2 separate regions of the Mus musculus genome follow, and region 1 is linked to region 2. The links are chromatin contacts, found by POLR2A ChIA-PET in ENCODE. All regions are on one chromosome and are shown on one strand. The core of a region is the stretch at or near the end of the contact, and the rest is flanking DNA. Distances in the headings are between cores, read along the strand shown. Region 1 holds the start of Trir (telomerase RNA component interacting RNase). Region 2 holds the start of Klf1 (Kruppel-like factor 1 (erythroid)).

What was found. ChIA-PET counts read pairs that join two places held with the same protein, here RNA polymerase II (POLR2A).
Region 1: POLR2A ChIA-PET joins it to region 2 with 11 read pairs in embryonic stem cell. The contact joins the promoter of Trir here to the promoter of Klf1 in region 2. POLR2A ChIA-PET finds 5 or more read pairs at or near these places in 4 of 5 experiments (Patski and embryonic stem cell).

What each region holds. Positions count from the first base shown.
Region 1 is chr8:85,025,201-85,031,630 of GRCm38, forward strand. Trir (telomerase RNA component interacting RNase) reads left to right here and starts at 1,633. Exons shown (of 3, transcript NM_026760.3): 1 at 1,633-2,034; 2 at 4,339-4,416; 3 at 4,675-5,091. The coding sequence starts at 1,699. The coding sequence ends at 4,782. Get3 (guided entry of tail-anchored proteins factor 3, ATPase) reads right to left here and starts at 87. Exons shown (of 7, transcript NM_019652.2): 1 at 1-87. The coding sequence starts at 65.
Region 2 is chr8:84,898,143-84,904,603 of GRCm38, forward strand. It overlaps Klf1 (Kruppel-like factor 1 (erythroid)), which reads left to right and starts at 3,840. Exons shown (of 3, transcript NM_010635.3): 1 at 3,840-3,973; 2 at 4,547-5,360. The coding sequence starts at 3,887. Gm39213 (predicted gene, 39213) reads left to right here. Exons shown (of 3, transcript NR_168730.1): 3 at 1,739-2,009.

The sequences.
Region 1 (6,430 bases), core at 383-2,882, 120 kb after region 2:
TCCACATCAGGTGCATCCTCGAACTCTTCTGCTTCAACCCCCCACCCGGCCACCCCCGCCGCCATCTTGGACCCGGCTCACGTGATTAATCGGGGCGCACCACGTGCTAAATACGTACAGGGGAAATGAGTCTGCCACAGCCCTGTACAGGCTGGAAGTCTGACTTATTTTACTCCTGCATTGACATTTGGAGATAATGAGCGCTATCTTTTCACCATTTTATGAGTCAAGGGCTCACCTTTGTGAACTTTTGTCTGTAGTTTTCTAAGGATTCCCCTGTCTCGCGGACATATTGGTATGACCCAGACTACTGCTCTTCACTGATTGGGCCCTGAGTCTTGCGGCACTCTTTTCATTGGATGAATCTTGTCTTACTTCCACTAGTCACGCTCAAGTCCCTGCAGGCGTCAACCTCTCCTTAGCAACCAGGCAAACATCCTGGCCAAGCTTTTTGCGTGAAGTTAGAGCAGAGGTAGCTCTTGATTCCATAGGCTCAGTTTCCTGATTATCATTTCCCCCTTACTTTCTGTGTTGGACCTCAACATCTCTTCCGGTCCTCCAGTTACCCAGTTGGTTGTGAGCCACATGGTTTCTGTCGCAAACCAATTACGAACGAACTGGTTATTTGGCTGAGGGTCGATTAAAAGACTCCATTTGCTGCAGAGTATGCAGACTTTCCCCCTGTGTTCCCGGAACTCCCATGTTGGGCAGGAATGATTCCTGCAACAAGTCGTCCTTGTAGAAAGAACTTTAATTTCTGAAACTCTTATTGCGCTTGGCACTCTGCTTTCTCTCTGGGTGTGCTCCAAGTTCAGCAAATGCAATTTTAATCGAGTCCCTGTCCTTGGGAAAGAATACAAGGGTCCTTAGTCCCTTCATGCAGTACGCAGCTCAAAACATTAAGTCTTAGGTTCTCAGCCTGGAAATACGTTCGGCTTCATTTTAGTGCTCCAGCCTCTTTAAATACTAATCTCAGGCAGTGTCTAGCTGCACGCAGCCAGCGGTTTTCTTTCTTTCTTTCTTTCTTTTTGGTTTTTCGAGACAGGGTTTCTTTGTGTAGCCCTGGCTGTCCTGGAACTCACTTTGTAGACCAGGCTGGCCTCGAACTCAGAAATCCGCCTGCCTCTGCCTCCTGAGTGCTGGGATTAAAGGCGTGCGCCACCACGCCCCGCTGCCAGCGGTATTTTTATTTCAAGCTAAGAGATTAACTTCAGAGACAGATGTCAAACCTGGAGATGCTTCCATTCTAATAGGAGGTATCAAGTTAGATATGCTTTGTAGACCTAGTTAGGGGCCACACAAGTTCCCAAGGGACAATTGAAAACACAGGCTCCAAACAAGATCCGTTCAGTTACAGAGTTCTGGTGGCTGCCTGGGATTGTTCTCTTAGCCCTTACAGGGGGCCTGGGTCCCAAACGATGGTCCCATTCTCGGGGAGCTTCTGGCTGCTTAGCTAACTCGTATCTAGCAGGATTAGGGAACCGAGGACCAGAAGGAAAGGGACCGGCTTCTGGGCTCCATCGCCTGGTGGCCAGGTCAGAACCCTTTGGCCCCACCTAAGCTCCGCCCACTCTGCGTTGGCTTCTGGGTTCCGACCTCTCTTCCCAGCATGCATTGCTCCAGACGAAGCCAGTCCCGCGCCAAGCGCGCGGTCTGAGAGCCTTTCCCGACGTCCTTTGCACGGCATCTGGCCACAAAATGGCTGCCCGAGGGAGACGGGCGGAGCCTCCGGGTCGGGAGGCGCCCGGCCCGGCGGGCAGCGGCAGGAGCCGATGGGCTGAGTCGGGACCGGGAACGTCACCCGAGAGTGGGGACGACGAGGTGTCGGGCTCGAGTCCGGTGTCCAGCGGTGTGAACTTGTTTGCCAACGATGGCAGCTTCCTGGAGCTGTTCAAGCGGAAGATGGAGGAGGAGCAGCGGCAGCGGCAGGAGGAGCCACCCCCGGGCCCGCAGCGACCCGATCCACCGGCCTCCGCCGCGGCGGGCCCAGGGAATCCGAAGAGGAAGGGCGGCCCAGGCCCCACGCTCAGCTTCGTAAGGAGCCGCGGGGGTGGGGGCGGGCGCCGGGGCCCGCGTTGGCTGGGGGAGTCGGGCCCGGGAAGGGGCGTCATGGTCCAAGGCAGTCCTCCGCCCGGCTGCCTGGACGGTCCCGGTCGCTTGCTGAGAATCTCGAGCCTGGATTCCGGACCAGAGGTGTTTCTGGGCGGGAATGGGAATCCTTAGATCTCATTCGTGGGACCTGAGAACCGGGAAATTGCATTGGAAGCAGCGCTCTGGGGTTAGGGGGCCCTAGATGCTAGGATTCCCGTTTGATTTGTACCCAGACTTTGAATAGTGAGGCCCACATATAATGTGGGGGAAAAAGAGGAGACACATTTAAATCCCGAGTCTGCTGTAATCGTTAGACTCGACTCGGACCACGGACCGTAGCCGGGCGTGGTGGTACACGCCTTGTATTACAAGCACTCCGGATGCAAGAAGAGGAGAATTCGAAAAAGTGAGACCTTGTCCCAACTAAACAAAACCAACCAACCAATAACAAAAAGCAAATCACCGACTTTGTGGCCTTAGCAAGATCAATCGATTCCTTTCTTTATTATTTAACTAATGTCCATTTATTTAGCACCTTATCTTGTGCTGAGTATTTATTGGTGGTGTCTTTGACAGAAAAGAACGTTGTTTGTTTGGAGTGTGGGTGGCCTATCCTGATTTTCTGTAGTTCTAATAATTGAGATTTTGATGTATTTCATGAAGTGGTCCTAGGAAAGTCAGAACAGACTCTTAAAGAACAAGACCAGTGGTTCTCTACTGGGAGCAAGTCTCTTCATCCTCATGTATTTGGTAAAGTCTGTAGACATTTTGGTTGTCAAACTCTTAAGAGGAGATGCTAGTGACATCTATAGGTAGATAGCAGGGATGCTCTTCTGTATCCTATAACGCAAGGGATAACAAAGAATGATCTAGCTGAAAATGTCAAGTGTCATGTTGAGGAGCCTCGGGTTAAATAAGTTGGACATATACTCTGTTAGTTTTGAGCTTGCTTTGTCTCTGATGTTGAGACCTTGTAGTGGGGAGGAAGAAATGTTGGTTTGAGAATAACAGACTGTGGGTCAAATCTTGGATCCAGTTCTGTGGTTTGGGGTAAGGCTTAAGTTTGTTTAGGTCTTAAAAGGGGGTGTGTGTGAGCCTCCAAAGTGGCACATACATGGAATCCTAGCACTGTGGTGCTTGAGGCAGGAGGATTGCAGAGTCTGAACAAAGGTTACATTGTTTCTAAAAACAACACAGTGTGTGTGTGTGTGTGTGTGTGTGTGTGTGTGTGTGTGTGTGTGTGTCCAGTAGTGTGTGCCTGTAGTATCAGCTACTCAGGAGCTGAGAAAGGATCTGACGTGAAAGGATCTGACGTCCAGAATGAGTTCAGAGCCAGCCTGAGCAACTTAGTGAGACCCCGTCTCAGAAACGAGATCTGGGGATTTAACTCAGCAGAAGATCGCTTTGAATGCATGGGATCCTAGATTCCACCTGCAGTATTGCACAAAAGCGATTGTGGGAATAGTCCAGCAGTCACTGCCTAGTTAAAGGGTAAGAACAGGATAATCTCTTGAAGGCCCCCAGTTAAAGGGAGAACATGGGGCCAGGGTGAAAACCCAGAGCCAGACTGTTCTTAGAGGAAGTGGAAAGTAACAGGGCCTGGGTTGATGTGACAGTCCAGGAATAGGAGCAACAGTGGTGTCACTGCCTCTTTGACTTATTCCTGAGTAGCCATTGTCATTATATTCCTAAAAACGCCAGGCCAGCTCAGGGTAGGAGAATGAGGGATGCTTTGTGGTTCAGGGTGCTCCCGCTGGCCTTGCACATCTGATCCTGAGTCTGTTGTTGGCAGCCTGTCCTATTTCTCCCAGAAACTTGTCTTTATTTCTAAAAGGAGATAGTTATTACCTTCAAATAGCATAACTGTGAATATGAGAGGAGATACCACGGTCACAGCGCTCTGTGTGGTCTGTAGGGCTCAATAGATAGTGAAGCTCAATAAAGGAAGCTGTGTGGTCCCTGACAGGACAGTGTGAGGCCTGGCAGAAAGAGTGAGGACAGAGCCAGTTCCCAGCAAGGTCAGCACTCCTCTGCCCCCCCTGGGAGGGTAGCCTGGGGCCCAGGACTGCCTGGGCATGGCAGCCCAGGGCAGGTGCTGAGTCGAGTGTGCTCCTCTCTGATTGCTGCGCAGGTCGGCCGGCTGGAGGAGCTGGGCGAGGCGTCGCTAGGAAGGTGTAGTGGGCCTCAGCACCGCCAAGGGCGGGCCCGGCTCCTGTAACCCTTGCAGTCTTCTGTCCCTTCACCCAGGTGGGCAAGCGCAGAGGCGGGAACAAACTAGCCCTCAAGACGGGAATAGTAGCCAAGAAGCAGAAGACGGAGGATGAGGTGAGTGGGCTGCCCAGGCTGCCACCCTAACTGCCTTTTCCTTGCAGACCCAGTGCCCAGTGGTCAGGCTTTGGATGGGTGGGCCTTGGAGGGTGGGAGGTTCCCCAGATAACCTGCTTCTGCTTATTCTTTCCTCAAATCCAGGGCCTTTAAGTGACACTGGGGATGGGTCAGCTGTCTCATGGTGTTCCTGACTTTTGTCCCCAGCTTGTTGGGCATCTGTCTTCCAACCATTCCTTCCCTCCTCCGACCCCACAGGTATTAACAAGTAAAGGTGACGCATGGGCCAAGTACATGGCAGAAGTGAAAAAGTACAAAGCCCACCAGTGCGGGGATGATGATAAAACTCGGCCCCTGGTGAAATGACTCCCTCCCGGGTGCTCACTACCTGGGACTCTCTGCGATGTACATAATATTTAATGCGGTTCCGGCAGCAGCCTTCTCTGGAGGACTGATACACAGAAGGAAACGAAGGCGCTTGCTGTGGCCGCAGACCGTTCTCCAGGACTCTTTTTTTACCTTGAGCACTTGCCTCCTCAGACTTTTAGACCAGTGGTTTACTGTGCCCTTTCTTCCCATCACCTTGCTCTCTCTGGCTCTGTCTCTTCTTGCTGTCTCTCTCCTTTTAGCAGTCACTTCTGAGAAGTAAAGAACCTGACTTAGTGCTGGAGTTTGTGCTTGGTTTATCTTCTTTGCGATCTCCAAGCTAAGCCTTTCCCCACTGGTGCATACCACATCTGCCCGAGCTGGGGTGGACCCATTGTGGAAAGGGAAGGGGAAGGTTCTGTAGGCAGGGGCACATGCTGCCTGTCTCAAGACATCCTTAGTAACTGTGACTATTGAAGTCTGGTCTTGTTTTTAGTTTTGTTTTGAGACAGGGACTTATGTACAGAGTTCTCTCCTGCCTCAGCAGCATGCCTTCCAAGTCTCCTCACAGCATCAGTTTAGCTGTGACTCAGGTTAGTCTGGGTTGAGTGTGTTTGCCTAGAGCACGTGGCGCTCGCTGGTCAATCTCTAGCACTTCACCTTTTTTGCAGTACACTAATCTTAGCTTTTGGCCATTATGGAGCTGTTATTTATTCCCCAGATTCTGAACAACTACTTACTATATGTCAAAGATGTCCTGGTTTCTAGGGACCGGAGCACTGAACAGCCTACATTTTCCCTGTCCTCCTAGACAAGTGGGAAATCAGAGAGGATGGGTAACCTTTTCAGTGGTGACTACTAACAAGGATAGGATAGAGGCATTTGTTCAGGGAGGAGGGGATGTCTGTTTTTAGGCCACATTTTATATTTTTGGTTGTGAGCCTAACCCTTAATGGCTGAGCTAGCCTTCTAGCTTGTAATGTCACTTTTCTTTTCTTTCTTTTTTTTTTTTTTTTCTTTTTTTCTTTTTTTTTTTTTTTTGGCTTTTTGAGACAGGGTTTCTCTGTGTAGCCCTGGCTGTCCTGGAACTCACTTTGTAGACCAGGCTGCCTTGAACTCAGAAATCCGCCTGCCTCTGCCTCCTGAGTGCTGGGATTAAAGGTGTGCGCCACCACACCCAGCGTAATGTCACTTTTCAAAAAATTTATTTCTATATATTGTTTCTCTCCTGCATGTATGTCTGTACCACACGCATGCCTGTTACCTGTGGAGGCCGGAAGAGAACAGATTCCTTGGAACTAGAGTTAGAACTGGTTTTGAGCTGCCGTGTAGGTTCTAGGGACTTAAGGGGGGTCCTTTGGGAGACTACAAATGCTTTTAACTGCTGAGCTATCTTTCTAGCCTCCTTAGGTGACATTTAATGCAAGTCTGGAGGGAGGTGAGTAGTGAGCTCAGATGGGACTGAGGAAGGACAGATGGCTAACTAAGGTCCTGGAATGTTGAAGTGGTGCCCATGGCCTTTTTTGTCAAAGCAGGCTGGAGATGAGGCGTTGAGTTAACCCATGCTGTGGAGGCATTGGGCATGTTGACTGGTGCCTGTGATCTCTGCTATGAGGTGGAGGCAGGTGGATCAGGATTGGGGTAACTT
Region 2 (6,461 bases), core at 2,590-5,089:
TCTGCTTCCAGAGAGCTGGGATTCCAGGCCTGTGCCACCACACCTGGCTCTCTTGATGGTTTCTTGTCTACATAGTTCAGTGTAAGCTTGTATTCTCTGTTAGTTACTGTGTATCTAGGCAGTACTCAGCAAGGTGGTTTTCTATTTGGGTGTGGCTATTCTCTTTGGAAACTTTTGTTTTAATTTTTCTGTAATTGTAGTTGTTTGGTTTTATTATTATCTTTATTTATTTATTTATTTATTTATTTATTTATTTATTTATTTATTTATTTGTGAGAGGCTAGCTAAAGCCTTTCTTATTAATGCCAAAAGAACTGAAGCAGGAAATCACGGTGGTTACACAGCCCAGCACCTAAGCCCAATTTACAGGACAAGGCTCATTTTTATTATTAGAGCTCCTTTGGTAACAGAGAAGGCTGCTCACAGCCAGCATGCTCAAGGTTGTATAAAGCACAACAATGTTATTTGTCTTCAGAAAAACATCTGAGGTGTGGGAACATCATTTACCCTGACTATGCTCTAGAGATGGAGGAAGGTCTCAGGCACTCCTGGGTCCCTTCCACTAGGAGTTGAAACATACATTATGTTGTAACACAAATCCTTCTTGAGAAACATCAACACCAGATGTTCCTAGGCCCCTTCTCAAATTCACTTTATCTTCACATAATTCACCTTAATTCAAACCCCAACATCAAACCAGAGCTGGTGCATGCTAAGCACATGCTCTGCCCCAGAGTGCATGCTAAGCACATGCTCTGAGCTACACCCTTTACGACGATCTCACGAGATCCTGCTCTAATGGGGTGCTGGTGGTTGTCTAGGGGATCTTGAGGTCTTTTCCTGGCAGATGAAAGATTGAAAGTCCGTGAAAGAAAGAAAATTGAGCTGCAGAGAAAGCAAACGTAACTTTATCACTTGGGTAGGAGAGACGCTAGGTCTGGGTGGCTAAATAGACTGGCTTAGGTAGTTTATCGTCTCTTTGGGTTCTCCCCTTTCTCTTACTGGTCCTGTTTAGAGCACACACTCTCTCACCCTTAACAGTAAAACAAAACCTTCTGACTCTCCCCTTATACAACAGGGACTGCATCATCACCCTGGGCTTTCTGACACTATGTATAGTTCTCCACTTGGTCACCTCCCTTATCCTGCAGCCCTTGGCCTCTTCAACCCCTAATTCCTGTGAATCTGACTATGCCCTGTGCAGGTGGGGCTATATAAGAAAACTTTCCTATCAAAGGTTCTGTGGAGGTTTAAGGATGGTCCTAATAGGGGACTGGAGAGAAGTGGGAAAGAGCACCCTGTTTGCTCTTCCAGAGGTCCTGAGTTCAATTACAAGCAACCACATGGTGGCTCACAACCATCTGTAATGGGACCCAACGCCCTCTTCTGCTGTGTCTGAAGACAGTGACAGTGTACTCATATACATAAATAAAATAATAAAATAATTAAATAAAAAGAATAGTCCCCGTAGCTGGATGGTGGTGGCATACACCTTTAATCCGAGCATTCTAGAAGCAGAGGGAGTTCGAGGTCAGCCTGGTCTGCTAAACAAGTTCCAGGCTACACAGAGACTTTGTCTTGAAAAAACAAAAACAATAAATCCCAGAATGGCCCCCAAAGGCTCATATATTGAATGCCTAATTACCAGAGAGTGGCACTTTTTGAAAGGGTTGTAAGAATTGGGAAGTGTGTCGCTGGAGGTTGGCTTTGAGGTTCAAAGTCTCTCTCTCTCTCTCAGGATGTTTCTCTCAGTTATTGGACCAGCTCCTGCCTTCATGCCACCATGCTCCCCACTATGATAATGGACTACACCTATGAAAATGTGAGCAAGCCCCAGTAAAATGTCTTCTTTGGTTGTGGCTCATAATCATCTGTAATGGGATATGATGGACTCTTCTGGTGTGTCTGGGGACAGCAACAGTGTACTCATACAATCAATCAATCAATCAATCAATAAATAAATGCAGATTCAGTGGGCAATGTAGCACCACAGTGTCCTGTGACAAACACTTCTACTGAGTTTCAGAATGTTTCTGTCCTCCCAAATGAGACTTTGTCTCCTAGCAGTCTCCTGCCCCAGCCTCTGGGAAGCACTGCTCGTCCTGACCTGTTCTGGCAATTATATAGACAAAATAATGAGGCATGTAACCTTCCATGGTTGCCTGCCCTCCTCCATTAGCCTGTTGTCCTCCGGTTACTCGTCTTAGCACACTGATTGTTGGGGCGTGTGTCTAGTGTGTGCTTGAGCATGCGTGCAGCCCAGCGGTCAGGGTTGATGGTCTCTTCCTTCGTTTTCTTTACCTTATTTCCTATGCTGGGCCTGACACTGGACCTGATCGGCTAGGCTGACTATCCAGTGAGCACCAGGTATCTTCCCGTTTCCATCTGTCTAGCACTAGTCTTAGACATGCACAGTGACACTTGGCTTTTGTGTCAGTGCCAGGGATCTGAACCTAGGTCTTTATGCTTTTCTTTTAAAGTTAATACGGTGCAAGCACTCCATGAAGCTAAGTCCCCAGCACTGTTTTACCCTTGTTGTCGTCTTTCGAGACAAAGACTATGTAGCCCTGGTTGTCCTGGAACTTATTATGTAGACCAAACAGACCTTTCAAATTCATAGAGATCCACCAGCCTCTGCTTTCCAAGTGCTGGGATTAAAGGCATCACTACCATGCCTGACTAGGTACCATTTTCTATAATGGATCTGATGTCCCCTATGGACACCGAGCAATGATGGTGTATGTGTGATATTATTGTACCCGTGACACCCCATTTCCCTACCCTGACTCATAGGGCACCAGAATAGAAGTATGGGAATAGCAGGCCATCTATCATGGGGTCCCGCACACAATGAGCCGTTAGGCAGAGTCAGGGCTGAGCTCTTCTGAACGGCATACTAGCTGCAGCTCCATCTATGGGTCCTAGCCCACCACACTGTAAACTTCCTAGCCATCCCCTTCAGCTCCATGCAGTAGCCAGTGAGGGTCCTCAGAGCCCCAGAGTGGGCTGATTTGAGGGGACTCCTTTTGCTAAACAGCTCAGACCTCAACACAACAGAGCAATTCAAAGCTAAAATAATTTGTGGCACCAACCCCCAGCTCTTCTGCTCAAGGAGGAACAGAGCTATGGTTGTTCTGGGCCCCCTACCTGATAGCGGCCTGAAACATCTGGTGTGTCTGATAATGCCTGAAAGGGAGCCGGTGCCAAGGCCCGCCACTAGCACCGTTGCTGCTGTTGTCTGGGAGAGTAAGGACTGCAGTGGTCTCCATGGGGGTCAAAGGGTCCCAAAGACCTTTCCCAAGAAATCTATCCTTCCTGGTCCACTCCTTGGAGAGAGACTTGAAACCAAACCAGAGGGGTCTTCTCAGTCCTGTGGGAGGTGGGGTGGGGGTGGGGAGCAGCGACCAGGACTTTTCTTTACCCAACCTGAATCCTAAAACTTTGAAGCCCCTATTCCTTGACATCTGATTGACTTTACATACAGGGTTGGTTTTCAGGGACCAGTTTGAAAACAGGCCAGGGTGAGGTCTATTCCTTGAAAGTGACACATCACAACTTTAATCCCAGCACTCAGGAGACAGAGGTAGGCAGATGTCTGTGAGTTCTAGGCCAGCCTGGTCTACATAAGCCAGTCCAGGACAGCCAGGGCTCAGTTACACAGAGAAACCCTGTTTCGAAAACCTTAAAAAAAAAAAAAAAGAAGCACACCACACACATATCGCACACACCCCTCCTTTGCCGTTTTGCTTTGCCTGGGTCTTATCAGGGAAGACAGCCAATCAGATGTGGGCAGACAGGAGCCCTCCAAGAAACTTTCCTAGCCTCATAGCCCATGAGGCAGAAGAGAGAGAGGAGGCCTGAGGTCCAGGGTGGACACCAGCCAGCCATGGCCTCAGCTGAGACTGTCTTACCCTCCATCAGTACACTCACCACCCTGGGACAGTTCCTGGACACCCAGGAGGACTTCCTCAAGGTGGGGCCAGTGTGAGTGTGTGGGAGGGGGCAGGTGGTCTTGCATAGGGCATAGTGCTTAGGGGTGGGGCGTCTATCTTACTTTAATATCCTCTGCTCTGTTTTTTGGGGGTGGAGGAGTGGGAGAGCCTCTGAGCCTTGTTTGGGGGAGATGTTCTAGGGGTCTGAGATCAAGGTGAGGCCTATTTCTCCAACAGGAAGCAGAATTCTAAGCTCTATATCTTAAGAGACTAGGCTCATAGAGACAAAGGTCCAGATAAAGGTGTCCTGGGATTTCCAGGCTTTGAGCTGTAATTTTCTGGGCTATGTGAAGACAGGGAAAGGCTAGGGAAAACGGAGTCGAAGCTGTCCCCTTTGACTCAGAACTCTGCAACCCCTTCTCCCATCCTGAATACTATTCTTGGTAAGTGTCTTAGCTGTCTCTAGCAAGACCTAATGGAGTTGTCTGGAGCTGAGAAAGGGGTTAGGGGAACCGTGTGGGTAAATGACAGGCACCAACGGTGTTTCCAGCCAGGGTTGTTTGAGGGCCAGGTACCCAGTGCCTACCATTCAAGCAGTACGCTCCCTCCCGCAGTGGTGGCGGTCTGAGGAGACGCAGGATTTGGGGCCGGGGCCCCCGAATCCCACGGGGCCGTCCCATCACGTGAGTCTGAAATCGGAGGACCCTTCCGGAGAGGACGATGAGAGGGACGTGACCTGTGCGTGGGACCCGGATCTTTTCCTTACAAACTTTCCAGGTTCCGAGTCTCCCGGCACTTCCCGGACCTGTGCCCTGGCGCCCAGCGTGGGGCCAGTGGCACAGTTCGAGCCGCCTGAGTCTCTGGGCGCCTATGCGGGTGGCCCAGGGTTGGTGACTGGGCCTTTGGGCTCCGAGGAGCACACAAGCTGGGCGCACCCGACTCCGAGACCCCCAGCCCCTGAACCCTTCGTGGCCCCTGCCCTGGCCCCGGGACTCGCTCCCAAGGCTCAGCCCTCGTACTCCGACTCGCGAGCGGGCTCCGTAGGGGGCTTCTTCCCGCGGGCGGGGCTTGCGGTGCCCGCAGCTCCAGGCGCCCCCTATGGGCTGCTGTCGGGATACCCCGCGCTGTACCCCGCGCCACAGTACCAAGGCCACTTCCAGCTCTTTCGCGGGCTCGCGGCGCCTTCTGCTGGTCCCACGGCGCCCCCTTCCTTCTTGAATTGTCTGGGACCTGGGACTGTGGCCACAGAACTCGGGGCCACTGCGATCGCCGGAGACGCAGGCTTGTCCCCGGGAACTGCGCCGCCCAAACGCAGCCGGCGAACTTTGGCACCTAAGAGGCAGGCGGCACATACGTGCGGGCACGAAGGCTGCGGGAAGAGCTACACCAAGAGCTCGCACCTCAAGGCGCACCTGCGCACGCACACGGGTAAGGGCGGGGCCAGACGGGCGGGGGCGGGGCGGGAGCCGCTAGTGAACGAAGGGAGGGGCCGGAGGGTAGTCAGAGGCGTGGCTAAAGGCGGCCCCAGTTCTAGGGGTCGTGAAGACCGCACCTGAGACACTGGGTCAAGTCTAGAAGGGGCGATTCCAGACCCAAATGGGCTAATACAAACACTCGGGAGGCAGAGGCAGGTGGATAGCAGTGACTTCGAGGCCATTTGGGCTATTATAGCGAGTTTCAGCAGCCTGAGCTACTTAGTGAGATCCTGGTTCATAAATAAATAGGTGTAACAGAGGACCTGGGGAACACTTTGGGGACTTCGGTGTTAGAAGTGGATGTGTAAGGCCTGGGTTAGAGATGGGAGAAGAAACTAGAGGGGTGAACCCGAAAGGTACAAGCTTGGAATGCCAGAGCTCAGGATATAGCCAGTATTTACATGCATGCTCGAGCTGGAACCATCTGGGATCAGGAGGTTGAGACACTCAAGTAAAATCAGTTTCAGGGGCAACTGACAGAGGTCCCAGAGTTAAGAAAAGAAGAGAAGGGGGCTGGAGAGATGGCTCAGTGGTTAAGAGCACTGACTGCTCTTCCAGAGGTCCTGAGTTTAAATCCCAGCACCACATGGTGGCTCACAACCATCTGTAATGGGATCCGATGCCCTCTTCTGGTGTGACTGAAGACAGCTACAGTGTACTTACATATAATAAATAAATAAATTAAAAAAAAAAAGAAAGAAAGAAAAAAGAAAAGAAGAGAAGGAAATGCTGAGAGACAGGGCCTAGAAAGAGAAACGGGGTCATCCCAGGACTGGAAGACAGCTGAGGGTCTCCCAAGCATGGCAGGGCACGCAACAGGCTGTAACAGGAAGAGAGGGAATCACCAGAGACAGGGCCTTGAACACTGGGGTGGATTTCTGGGCTTGAACCAAGTTGAGGAACAAGACTGGATATCATCGGGAGGCTCTGCCAGAGCAAGAAATAGCTGCAACGCGGAGAACAAAGAACGAAGGTGCAGCCACATAAAAAGGCAGGGAACTAGCACACCGGAAGTGGGATAGGAGACCGGAAGTGAGAAAACTGCAGGATTGCA